2 separate regions of the Homo sapiens genome follow, and region 1 is linked to region 2. Evidence: chromatin loops called from intact Hi-C (ENCODE). Cell type or tissue: PC-9. All regions are shown on one strand. Each heading gives the region's core, and the rest is flanking DNA. Links, peaks and the distances in the headings are about the cores only.

Evidence for each region. Hi-C counts contacts between places; a loop is a spot of excess contacts. Peaks named below come from ENCODE experiments on the same cell type or tissue, not always from the same donor. Only the 100,000 strongest peaks of a DNase experiment are listed, where the experiment ranks them.
Region 1: it touches region 2 in a loop (3-fold over the local background); 1 of 110 quality-filtered maps calls a loop at or near these places.

Annotation. Positions count from the first base shown.
Region 1 is chr1:38,957,927-38,963,209 of GRCh38, forward strand. It overlaps the pseudogene EIF1P2. Among named protein-coding and RNA genes, the nearest start is that of RHBDL2, 19 kb to the left of the region's middle. In PC-9, for the core only: CTCF peaks have their summits at 1,994 and 2,194; DNase peaks (open chromatin) are centred at 1,215, 1,925, 3,735, 4,355 and 1 weaker place; H3K4me3 peaks cover 1,185 bases; H3K27ac peaks cover 4,684 bases.
Region 2 is chr1:39,394,454-39,402,906 of GRCh38, forward strand. The region is part of intron 58 of MACF1 (microtubule actin crosslinking factor 1); the gene reads left to right. Among named protein-coding and RNA genes, the nearest start is that of BMP8A, 93 kb to the right of the region's middle. In PC-9, for the core only: no CTCF peak of the experiment used is centred there; a DNase peak (open chromatin) is centred at 4,328; H3K4me3 peaks cover 469 bases; H3K27ac peaks cover 3,986 bases.

The DNA.
Region 1 (5,283 bases), core at 51-5,050, 440 kb before region 2:
GGCGACAGAGTGAGACTCCGTCTCAGAAAAAAAAAAAAAAAGAAAGAAAAGAAAACTTAATCTCTAGTGCAATAGTTTTGGAAAATGGGACCTAATAGAAGATGTTTATGTCATGAACGCTCCACCCTCATGAATGGATTAATGCCAGTTATGAAGGGACTTTTTTTTTGTCTGTGTGGCTCTTTTCAGTTTATTACATGAAGGAGTTACACTAGTCCAAGCTAAGAGCAGACCCCAAATAGTTACTTCATACACATTGTGAGGTTTTTAAACCTGTGACAAAGACAGAAGGGAAATTCTACTCATTGCAAGAAAATCCTCACTTAAGCTTCAGTGAGCCACAGACACTTAGAACCCATGAACCTTCAGCTGATTGTCCTTGGCCAGTGCGATCTCTGCAAGGAACTGGCATAGGTTCTTGCACGGGTCAGTCTGTAGCTTAATTAGTTCTCCATATTCTGGATGCTCTATTGCAGTACCAGGCAAATTTCTTCTTGAATGCCTTCACTAGTTTCTTTTTTTTTTTTTTTTTTTTTTGAGACAGAGTCTCGCTCTGTCACCCAGGCTGGAGTGCAGTGACATGATATCTCAGCTCACTGCAACTTCCGTCTCCCAGGTTCAAGCGATTCTCCTGCCTCAGCCTCCCAAGTAGCTAGGACTACAGGCATGAACCACCACAACCAGCCAGTTTTTGTATTTTTAGTAAAGATGGGGTTTCAGCATGTTGGCCAGGCTGGTCTTGAACTCCTGACCTCATGTGATCTGCCCACCTAGGCCTCCCAAAGTGCTGGGATTACAGGCATGAGCCACTGTGCCTGTCATAGTTTCTTTTTATGGTAGTCATCAGCAATTCCTTGGACAGTAGTAATGGTCTTCCTGCCATTTCTTTATTAAATTCTTATATGGATATAATCCTCAGTGTCAGCAGGAAGCAGGTTATCGCCCTTAGTTGCATCCAGCAAAGAGGTCAAAAGAGTAGAAGTTCAGAATAGCAAACATACTATACAATTCCTTTTCCTCAGCAGAAACTGCCTACAGAGGTAGCAGTGGAAGAAGTGGGGGGAAGTGGGCAAAGGTGGGGTATGGAGCATGAGGAAGCAAGGGGGCTCAAAGGGAAAGTTGCTGAGTCCTCAGCGGTAGCTCACGGACTGGGGTCATGAAAAGACTTGAGGTTTTGAGTTCAATTTTCTTATTGTCCCAGACTCTCTTGCCCTTCCACATTCCACCATGAATGACTCAGCAAGAAGGCCTTCAACACACACCAGCACCTTGATATTGGACTTATCTGCCTCCAGAACTGTGAAAAATACATTTCTTTTCTTTGAAACTACCCAGTCAGTGGTGTTCTGTTATAGCAACACAAAATGGACTAAGAGTATGTTGCTAGTAAATATATCATTTTAGCCATGGGTTTTAAGATCTGGAGCTGATTGGAAATATTGGACATCCCCTAGAGATTCTGTACTCAGAGCTGGATGCAGTAACTAGAGGTAATTTTCGATGTGAATGTGCTTGAAGTTGTATGCAGTATAATCCTAACATCAGAGCAAGACCCTATCTCAAAAAAAACAACAAAAAAAGGATATTATGTAGCTTATAAAATAAATGGGTGGGCTGAAGAACCACATTCTGAGCTACATAATGAGAAAGAGCCAAAACCACATTGCAGAACTGGTCTGATGACAAGACACCACTGCCATGATTGAAGAGCTCCAGATATGCCGCTTGTGCCAATGATACCGTGACCATCAGATACTGGACTGATCACTACCCCACAGTCACTGCTTTTCCAGGAAGCGATCCTCCTGAAGCCAACTTTTCCAGCAAGCTTTGAGGCAGATGTGGCTGACTGGCAGAGCCCAGTCCACATGCCAGTGCTCTAGCTGCAAGACAGGTGGAAAAAGTGTACCTAGTACTTTCAGCTTCTGTAGGGGATGGTAAGCCCTGTATCTCTGACTCATCGCCTGATGAAATTCCCTAAATGAACGAAAGAGGGTGGCCGGGCGCCGTGGCTCACGCCTGTAATCCCAACACTTTGGGAGGCCGAGGCGGGTGGATCACGAGGTCAGGAGATCGAGACCATCCTGGCTAACACAGTGAAACCCCGTCTCTACTGAAAATACAAAAAAATTAGCCAGGCGTGGTGGCGGGCTCCTGAAGTCCCAGCTACTCCGGAGGCTGAGGCAGGAGAATGGCGTGAACCCGGGAGGCGGAGCTTGCAGTGAGCCGAGATCGCGCCACACCGCACTCCAGCCTGGGTGACAGAGCGAGACTCCATCTCAAAAAAAAAAAAAAAGAAAGAAAGAAAGAAAGAGGGTTAGAGTGCTATGGACCCAGCATACATGTCGTGTCCCTACACCCATAACCGTCAAGACGACCCCTGTAAGGGACATTAACTTTGGATTAGTGCCAGTGTATCTCACAAAGCCTACTGCAAACAAGTTTTACACATTTTAATAATCTATACTTAGTCGGGGTTATTGAATGAAGGTTGGTTTAAGATAGGCATAAGTTCTCACCAAGAAAACTGTTGCCTCTGCCACATCGGAAAACTGGGAAATTAGTAAGCTATTGTTCCAACTGTTGGCTCCAGGAACACATTAACTTAGCCAGGATCTGGGCAACAAGAAGCCACTGCCAGAGCTTTTGGTACCAGAGCTGTGACTTACTGAATCCTCCCATGCAACTTCATTTTATCCCCCACTTTAACTCAGTTCCAGATCAAGCCCCTTAGGCCTGTATCTGATTGGGAAACTTAAAACACATCCAGAGACTAAGTTTAAAGGAAGTCTAAGTTCCAGGCGGTGGCTTATACCTGTAATCCCAGCACTTTGGGAGCCCAAGCTGGGGGGATCACCTGAGGTCAGGAGTTCAAGATGAACCTGACCAACATGGCAAGACCTCTACTGAAATACAAAAATCTCTACTAAAAATACAAAAATTAGCCAGGCTTAGTGCCTGGCACCTGTAATCCCAGCTATTCGGGAGGCTGAGGTGGGAGAATCGCTTGAACCCAGGAGGCAGAGGTTGCAGTGAGCCGAGATTGCACCATTGCACTCCAGCCTGGGCAACAAAGCAAGACTCTGTCTCAAAAAAAAAAAAAAAAAAAAAGGCAAAGAATTTGAACAGATATTTGTACAAAGAAAATATGCCAATGGCCAATAAGCACATAAAAAGATGTTCAACATTATTCATCATTGGTTATTAGAGAAATGCAAATCAAAACCACAATGAGATGCCACTTCACACCACTGACTTCTGGGGAAGGAAGGGGGTATAGTACATTGAGTTCAACCAGTGACTGATACCCAGCCAATGGCCAATGATTCAATCAATCATGCTTCCATAATGAAGTCCCAATAAAAACGCTGGACAGGCCAGGCATGGTGGCTCACGCCTGTAACTCCAGCACTTTGGGAGGCCGAGGGGGTGGATCACAAGGTCAGGAGATTGAGACCATCTTGGCCAACATGGTAAAACCCCATCTCTACTAAAATACAAAAAAAAAAAAATTAGCCGGGCGTGGTGGCAAGCGCCTGTAGTCCCAGCTACTCAGGAGGCTGAGGCAGGGGAATCGCTTGAACCCAGGAGGTGGAGGTTGCAGTGAGCCAAGATTGCGCCACTGCACTCCAGCCTGGTGACAGAGCAAGACTCTGTCTCAAAAAAAAAAAAAAAAAAAAAGCTTTGGACAATAAGGTTTGGTGGAATTTCCTGGCTGGTAAACAGATCAATGTGTCACCAGGCTGATATGCCCTGATTCCACAGGGAGAAGGCAATTCTCAAAGTTCTGCTCTTGAGACTCTCCCAGACCTTACCCTGTCTCCTCATTTGGCTGGTCCTGACTTGTATTCTTTATAATAAAACTGTGATTGTAAGTATATCACTTTCCTGAGTTCTGTGAGTCATTCTAGTGAATTATCAAACCTGAGTGGATATGGGAACCCCCAGATTTGTAGCCAGTTGGTCAGAAATGTGGGTGGCCTAGGGATGCCTAATGTGTGGCTGGCATCCGAAATGAGGGCAGTCTTACTGGGGACCATGACCTGTAATTTGTGGGTTCTATGCTAACTTCAAGTGGTTACTGCTAGAACTTTATTGTAGCACACCAGTTAGTATAAGAATATTAACTTCTGTGGCAAAAGATGTAATTTAATTAAGGATCTTGAGATGGAGTGTTTATCCTGAATTATCCGAGTGAGTCTTAAATACAATCACAGTATCTTTATGAGGGAGGCAGAGGGAGATTTGATACAGACAGAGGAGGAAGAGGCAATGTGACCACAGAGGCATTGAGGAAGACGCAACGTGACTACCATCTCTGGCTGAACAACTAAGTTGTGTGGAACTCAATGGTGGATCCTTGCCAATCAGGATACAGTAACAGCTCTAGTGTCTGAATAGCAATTGCCATCATCATTCCCCACCCCAACCCATAGGTGCTTATCCATTACTCCCTGCCAAAACCACTGCTTCAGTGTCCTGACATAGTTCATCTCTGTCCTTGCCCCTACTTTTACCTCTTGCATCTACTTGTAGCTTCTCTCTCTATTTTCCTTCTAAATTCCTCTTGATCTCTTCTTTTGTCTAGATGCAACTATCTCATGGCTTCTGCTTACTACCTTTTCTTTCTGTGTCTCTACTGCTATTTCATTGACAGTCAAATACGTTAAAAAAAGGGTATGTTTAGTTTGGTCAAGCACTTCCTTTTGTTTTTTGAAATGAGGTCTCACTCTGTCACCCAGGCTGGAGTGCAGTGTCGCAATCACGACTCACTGCAACCTCTGCCTCCTGGGTTCTCGGGTGGAGCCATGTTGCCCAGGCTGGTCTTGAACTCCTGGGCCCAAGCGACCCACCCACCTTGGTCTCCCAAAGTGCTGGGATTGCAGGCGTGAGCCACCACACCCAGCCTCTCAAGCACTTTCTGATATGGTGTCCTTGTTGGTCAGAGCGCTCATTCTAGACCACCTTATACTGTTTAGATTCCATTTAATGAATTCAAAAGAGTTATGTAATACTTACTTATTTTAAAATGTTGATGTTTACAATATGCTGGAAATTCTATTCTTTGTAATATTTAATCTTAAGGTTGAAAAATTTAAATGTCAACTTAAAAATATGCAAGGGAGTACACAATTTTTCAGAATTGTTTTAGAGGATATGCAACCAAAACAGTTGGCTCCTTGCCCAACCTCTTTCTTTGCTAGAGTGAAAAATGAGGAGCAGGCCAGGCATGGTGGCGCACACCTGTGATCCCAGCACTTTGCGGGGCCGAGGCGGGTGGAT
Region 2 (8,453 bases), core at 1,708-6,707:
TCTACTAAAAATACAAAAATTAGCTGGGCATGGTGGCACATGCCTGTAGTCTCAGCTGTTTGGGGAGGCTGAGGCAGGAGAATGGCTTGGACCTGGGAGGCAGAAGTTGCAGTGAGCCGAGATCGCACCACTGCACTCCAGCCTGGGTGTCAGAAAGAGACTCCGTCTCCAAAAAAAGAAAAAGAAAAGCCCTGGAAGACAGGGCCCAGCATGGAGTTGAAAGACTGCCAGTTTACTCCTTCCTTTCAAATGATTACAAGGACAGTATCAGCTCATGTACGTTTTTGGCAGTTAGTACACCTGCCTGAGAGTGAGTCACTGGAGGATAGAGCAAATGAGGTTAGCGTTATCTACCTGCCCTTGGAGAGACAGGAAATCACACTTGGTATGACCTGTCTGTCACCTGGAGGTTTAGGTTTCCCCAGCTTTACCAAGATGAGTGGGTATCCTCTATCCCTGCCAACCCCCACCTTGTGCTGACCCTTCCTTGGCCTGTCTTGGTTTTTTCCTTTCTTCCTTAAACAAAGCTACTCCAAATAGGAACTAGGGTCCAAGGAAATAAAGACAGTATCCTAAAATGGATTTCTCAATTTCGGCACTATTGACATTTTTTGGGGGTGGGTGGGGAGGAAAGGGGCAGCCACTCACGCCACCACCTCTGCCTGCCACTATCAACATTTTGGACTGGATAATTCTTTGTTGTGAGAAGCTGTCCTGTGCATTGTAGGCTGTTTAGCAGCATTTCTGACCTAGTAACTTCCCAGTTGTACAACTAAAAATGTCTCCCTGGAAGGCAGAATTACCCTCTGTTGAGAACTATAGCCCTGGAAGAAATTGCCACCTATACATGGGAAACTTAGAATTCAGGTGGAATAGGTTACTAGTTAAATATTTATGTAACAAGCAGCCTTCTGATAATCTGATTATGACTGTGTGTAGTGGCAACAACCACTTCTAAGTCAGCTTTCCTTTAAGCCAGGCTCTGGATTCTTTATTTTTGCTGGCCTTAATCTGTGTCTGGCTTAACACCTCCTGGTCACTTTCCCTGGCTGGAATTTACGTACAGTTGTCAGTTGTTGATGCAGGTGTTTGGTTGATGATGCATTGCCAAAGAGAAGAGGAACTTCCTTTGTGGACATACTTCAGGGAGCTTCCTTGTTCTGTGCCTTTAAGGGGAGACTACAGTCTCTCAGTTGTTCTCCACAGCCAACCAAGAGTTTGGCTGCTGATATTTATAACCCTTATGTGACCACCCCCACCTCCCCACCCCACAAAGAATTCCAATGCTCTGTAATAATCCTCTCCACCCCCACCATAGCAACTGGATGTGGAGAAGGTGAAGGAGCCTTTAAGGCCTTTAAGTTTGCTTCATGTTGAACCTTTTCCAGCTCCCTTTTAAAATATTGCCAGTTGTATTTTAAATATCAGTGTCACAAGCAAAATCCCAGGCTTGCAGCCACTGCATCATCTTAAAGGAGCCTCATGCCCCAGTGAAGGTAGTAAAATTGAATGGAAGGTAGTAAAATCATCAAGAAAGGATTGATAGATTTTACAAAAATCTGTCTGGAAATTTGATAGCAAGGTGAGATTTTAAAGCAACAAACAGGCTAGGCGCAGTGGCTCATGCCTGTAATCCCAGCATTTTGGGAGGCTGAGGCAGGTGGATCACGCTGTCAGGAGATCGAGACCATTCTGGCCAACATGGTGAAACCCCATCTTAGCCGGGCATGGTGGCATGCGCCTGTAGTCCCAGCTACACAGGAGGCTGAGGCAGGAGAATCGCTTGAACCCAGGAGGTGGAGGTTGCAGTGAGCCGACATCGCGCCACTGCACTCCAACCTGGGTGACAGAGCGAGACTCCATCTCAAAAAAAAAAAAAAAAGCAACAAACAAATATATCTGTAACCAAAGAAAAGGACTGAGCAGTTGGATTTGAGTTTACTAAAATTCTTCACATACAGTATCAGTATGTAGCATTCACAACTAAGATTTATCATTTGTATAAGAAGGAAGAAATATATTTCCAGAAAAACTAGAATGTATCCTGTGCAGAACTTGTATGTATTGATCGTTTAGTAGTTGATTAGTAAACATGGTTAAGATAAGCACAGACTTGCAGAAAAGGACTGATCCTCACTGTGCCTAGAAATGAATGGTAAATGGTCTCAGCCTTAGGCTGGTTCTGGAGCTTCAGAAAAATATCCTGGGCACTTTCAAGCTCGCTAATAAGCTATGAGCTTCTAGGAAGTACGATGAGTTTCTTTGAAGGGCCGTTTATTGTTAGAGTTGCTGGTTTACTAGGAATAAAATGACTTCCACAGGGAGTTGTGTCAGGTCACTGCACCAAACCATCACTGTAAAGGGCTGTCTCCTGCTGAATGGATTCTTCACAAGTCTCAGCTGTCCCAGTTGGAAAAACCCAGCTATGGGTAGAATGTGCACCCTCCCTACTTTGCCACCACTAAGTGCTTTTCAACTACGAGTCTCTCTTATTGACTATAGAAGGTTAATGGAATACACTTACTCTCTAGGACGTCATAAACTATTTTTCTACCACCAGTCATGTCATTTGAAATATGGATCTTTGCTACACATGGTGATGGTTCATGGATGGAGGTTAAAAGGAAGTGATTCCATATTCCTTTTAACCCATCCTTACTGGGCAGTTGCTCTGTGCTAGTCCTTGTGGTGGGTACTGGAGTCTCAGATAGTCTCTAGTTAACAGTGTACAGATGTGCCTTGACTTACAGTGAAATTATGTCTGGAAAAACCCATCATAACTCGAAACTATTGTAAGTCAGAAATGCATTTAATGTACCTACTGACAGCCGGGTATGGTGGCTCATGCCTGTCATCTCAGCACTTTGGGAGGCCGAGGTGGGTGGATCACCTGAGGTCAGAAGTTCAAGACCAGCCTGGTCAACATGGTGAAACCCGGTCTCTACTAAATATACAAAAATTAGCCGGGCGTGGTGGCGAGCGCCTGTAATCCCAGCTACTCAGGAGGCTGAGGCAGGAGAATTGCTTGAACCCGGGAGGCAGAGGTTGCAGTGAGCTGAGATCATGCCATTGCGCTCCAGCCTGGGCAACGAGCGAAACTTCGTTCCAAAAAAAAAAAAAAGTAGCTACTGACCATCATAGCTCAGCTTAGCCTACCTTAAACATACTCAGACACTTACATTAGCCTACAGTTAGGCAAAATCATCTATCAGAAAGCCTATTTTATAATAAAGTGCTGACTCGCTCATGTAATTTATTGAATATTGTACTGAAATAGAGAAACTGAATGATTGGGTACTTGAAGTATGGTTTCTACTGAATGCATATCACTTTCACCATCATAAAGTTGAAAAATCTTCAGTTGAACCATTGTTAAGTCAGAGACCATCTATAGTAAGGGAAACAGATACAGAGAATTACAGTGGTACTGATGTAGTGGTAAATGCAGTAAGAAAGATCTGAGTCTAAATGATCTCTGAAAAAAACTCTAAATCAGACATTTAAAATCCTATTTTGCAGATAAGAAAACTTAAGACTTGAAGAGGTTAAAATAACTTGTTCGAGCCACATAGCAAGTAAATATTAGAGTTGGGATTGGGAAGGTCTGTTTGGCACCAAAGTTTATGCTACACCAGTGGTTGTCAACCAAGCATAGCTTTGCAGAGACTCCCACTCCCCGCCACTCCTTTTTTTTTTTTTTTTTTTAAACAGTTTCACTCCCATCACCCAGGCTAGAGTGCAGTGGCACAATCATGGCTCACTGCAGCCTCGACCTCCCAGTCTCAAGTGATCCTCCTGCCTCAGCCCCACAAGTAGCTGGAATTACAGGTGCATGCTGCCATTCCTGGCTAATTTTTGTATTTTTTGTAGAGATAGAGTTTCACCATGTTGCCAAGGCCGGCCTTGAACTCCTGAGCTCAAATGATCTGCCTACCTCAGCCTCTCAGAGTGCTGGTATTACAGGAATGAGCCACAGTGCCTGGCCCAGAGACATTTTTTATTGTTATGACTGGAAAAGCTGCTACTGGCATCTAGTAAGTGCTGCGAAACAACCTACAATACACAGGATGACGGCCCCTTACAATGAAAGAATTATTCAGCTTACTTCTAGAAAGCTAGGGAATTTGATTTTTGCCATCTTCAGATCCCATGACAAGTAAGAGTTAACTGATTAAATAGTTCCACTCGCTGGGGGTGCTTCTGTGGTTTTCCTCTCCTTTTAAGAAAATTAGTTAAGAAATAGTGTTGCTTCCGGGAGTGACTTACACAGATAGAGTCAGGATCTTGGGGAACTAATCTGAGTCAGCGACTGAAGAATTTTCTCTATGCCTGACCAGTCCCCACCCCACACTGCCACAAGGCTCCTGCTGTGGAAATCAATCAGCTGTGTATCTCAGGCTGCTTCCTGTAGGGTGTGTTATGGAATGGCATCAGCCCTTGCACCAGCTGGGAGTACTGATCTCAGTGTGATTTTATCAGACTATGTTTCTTTTGAGCCTTACTGTTTGGAACAAAGGACCCTCTGTTAAGAATGCAGAGAGCTGGTGTGATTGGATAGCTAGCATATACATACATGGTTCCTATGGGAAAAAAACAGACATAAATTATGCTATAGCCCTCTAAAATTTTCATCTCCAAAATGATTTCCTGACCTTCTGTCTGTATTCACAGTTCTTTCTGTAAGTGCTTATCCTTCCCCCAAAGCAATTCGAAGGCCATCTGATCTGATAAATGGTTGTATCCTTCAGAACTAGCCTATTTCTGTGTCTCCAGTCTTGGATGTATTTGATCCCCACTATCTTTCCAGTGTTATTTCCTATATAGACCATACACTACATCCAGTTACCCCAGACACTCCTTATACATTTTAGGTATTTGATTTCTGAAGTCATAGCTCAAGTCCACTTCTTTATAAAGCTTTTTTTTTTTTTTTTTTTTTGAGATGGATTCTGGCTCTGTCACCCAGGCTGGAGTGCAGTGGTGCGATCTCGGCTCACTGCAATTTCTGACTCCCAGGTTCAAGCGATTCTCTTGCCTCAGCCTCCCAAGTATCTGGGATTACAGGCACGCACCATCTTGCCTGGCTAATTTTTTTGTATTTTTAGTAGAGACAGGGTTTCGCCACGTTGGCCAGGCTGGTCTCGAACTCCTGACCTCAGGTGATCCACCCACCTCGGCCTCCCAAAGTGCTGGGATTATAGGCGTGAGCCACCATGCCCGGCCTTATAAAGGCTTTTGATCTCCCCAGCTCACTACTCCTGATCTCTTAATCATTTACAATGTATAACTCACTTGGCTTTTATCACATACCACCTAATTTTGACATTTTCTGATTATATCCATTTGTCCTATCCCCTCAGTTAATTCACTTTTGTGTCCCTTAATGTAGTTAGCATATTGGTATATACACAGTTGGAGATGAGACAATATTTGACTGACTGGATGAACATTCTTTATTTCTCATAAGCCATGTGAGCTCTAGGATTCAAAATGCTATCTACTCTGCAAGACTTGAGGTATATATCCTTGTGTGTCCTGAAGAAATTCTAATCTTAGCCTGATTTCCTCAGTTCTCCATCTTTCTTCTGGGCTTCCTTCCTTCTCTGCTAGTTAGTATATGTTAAGGGAACACAATCTTTTTTCAGTATAAGAGGGCAAAACTAAGAAAGAAATGTGCTACTTCTTATGCACAGAGTCATTGCTACTTACTCAATTAGTTGACAGTTTGGTGTAGTGAAAAAAACTGAATACAAGTTCTAGTCAGAAGTATCCAGGTTTGAATCCTGGCTCTATCATTTACTAGCTGAGTGACCTTCAGGGAAATTACTTAACCTCTCTGAATCTTACTTACTTTAACTGTAAAATACAAATATTGGTAAATCATACCTTTAGGATTTTTATGAAAATTAAATGAAGTGATATATCTAAAAGTATTAGGCTTATATTTGGTGCTCAGCTCACTAGATGATAATATGCTTTTTTTTAAAAAGAAGCTTATCTAGACATATAAATTAGAATATTGTGAAATCTTTTTTTTTTTCATTTTTTGTTTGTTTGTTTGTTTGTTTTTGAGACAGGGTCTCACTTTGTCAATCAAGCCTGAAGTGCAGTGGCATGATCATGGCTCACTGCAGCCTCAACCTCCTAGGCTCAAGCGATCCTCCTGCCTCAGCCCCTACAAGTAGCTGGGATTACAGGCATGCACCACCACACCCAGCTAATTTTTGTATCTTTTGTAGAGATGGGGTTTTACCACGTTGCCCAGGCTAGTCTTGAACTCCTGAGCTCAAGTGATCCGCCCACCTCAGCCTCCCAAAATGCTGGGGTTATAAACATGAGCCATTGTATCAAGCCTGTGAAATCTTTTTAATAAGAACAGTTACCCCTCTTTGTGCCTAGGGATCATCATTCTCCAGAAGACTTGATCTAAGGCCCAGCACCAGATTATTTTCTTCTTGAAAATTGGAAAAATGGAAATTATGAGGATAAAGTAAAATTAGTTTGATAACAATGAAACAAGTGGATGGATAGAGAGCCTTCCTGAGCAGTTTTTGTGGGAACAATAGGGCTTATTTCTAGCCCTAGAGTGGGAATAATAGGCAAGTTTAGGTCATGATTCAACACAGCTTAAAATATATTTTATGTACACATACATATACATACATATTTATTTATTCATTAATTCATTTATGCATTTCTATCAGAATCCTACAACCAGCAGGTTTTTCTGAGACCATTTTGGCCTTGGCTTGTATGCTCTACAAATTCATATTATTTTCAAATCATTAACCAGAATTAACCAGAAGACATTACCAGCTCAGTGACTTCCCCAGCCACTCAGTTGCCCATTAGATCAGCTCTAATGATCTCAGGGATTTTGGCCTAATTAGCTTTTATCATAGACCATGTTATCTTCCTCTGTTACCGTACAATGGCAACTACTAAGTCAGCATCTTTAGGAAAGACATCTCTTAATATTAATCAATCTTTAATTAAAACATTGAGGGCTGAGCCAAAAAATATCGGCAGAGTTTCAGAAGCAAGCAGCTTAAAATACAGATATAATTCATCTGTCTGCCAATCTCATACCAGATTGAGATGTTTTACAGAAAGTCTTTAATTCTTTACAGTTTCAGCAAATATGTGTTTTTAATGTTTTTAACATTTGGTCATGTGTATATATGAGTCAAGGAAAGAAGATAATTCAAAGAAATTATATGTGCCTTAGATTTTCTCCATCTTGAATTAATTGTATTTATCAAGTGAACCATTTAATATCTCTGTCATCTTGCAATTCATTCCCAAAGGATAAGCTCTGGTTTTGGTCTAATTCTTTAAATTCATACCTAAGCTGTTTGTTTCTTTGTCATCAATGATAAGAATTTTCCTTAGTAACGAAATGAAAGAGATGGTTTTTAGAAATCTCTTCTCTCTGTATTATTTATTCTGCCTTCTTTTCTAATATTGAGGAGCAGGGGCTGGACGCAGTGGCTCACGCCCGTAATCCCAGCACTTTGGGAGGCCAAGGCAGGCAGATCACTTGAGGTCAGGAGTTCAAAACTAGCCTGGCCAACATGGTAAAACCCCGTCTCTACTAAAAATACAAAAATTAGCCAGGCTTGGTGGTGGGTGCCTATAATTCCAGCTACATAGGAGGCTGAGGCAGGAGAATCGCTTGAACCTGGGAGGTAGAGGTTGCAGTGAGCCAAGATCGCACCATTGCACTCCACCTGGGTGACAGAGTGAGACTGTGTCTCAAAAAAGAGGGGGTGATTCAACCCAGAGACCTCTTTCATGGAAATAACCAAGCAATTTTGTGATGATCATGCCACTCTGGAACTGGAAAGACTACTCTCAGTTAGTCCCAGGGGGAGGCCCACATCATCACTTTCTCAGGGAAACCTACCCTGAGCTTCCAGGCCAGGTTGAGGCCCATGACCCATGTTCTCATAGCACGGTGTGCTTTCCTTAGTGCCTGGGATAGTTTAGAGCACATAGTAGATACCAATAAATATTTGGTGAATGGATGAAAAGAAGAGAATCAACGATATAACCTTGTGAAATTAGTTGCCTCAAGAGGAGAGGAAGAGGAATCCAAGGAGACAAAGAAGGACTGGCTAGAAAGATAGCACCAGGGTACCACAGTGTCATGGAAGTCAAAAGAACACAGTCTCAAGAAGAAGGGAGGATCCATACTTATTTCTCACCACTGCTTATCCTTAACCCCCTCTAATCTGATCCAACACCCATCACTGTGCTGAAACTGCTCTCTTAGATATTCATTGGCTTCCTAGTTGCCAAGTCTAGTGGCCTTGTCTGCCTCACTATTCCCCTCTTTCATTGTACAGCATTTAATATCAGATCTTCTTTCTTGAAAGTTAATTTACTTTCTGGACATTGTGCTCTTCCGTTCTCTTCTCTGGCTGCTCTTCTGCTTTCCTTTTTGGTTTGTC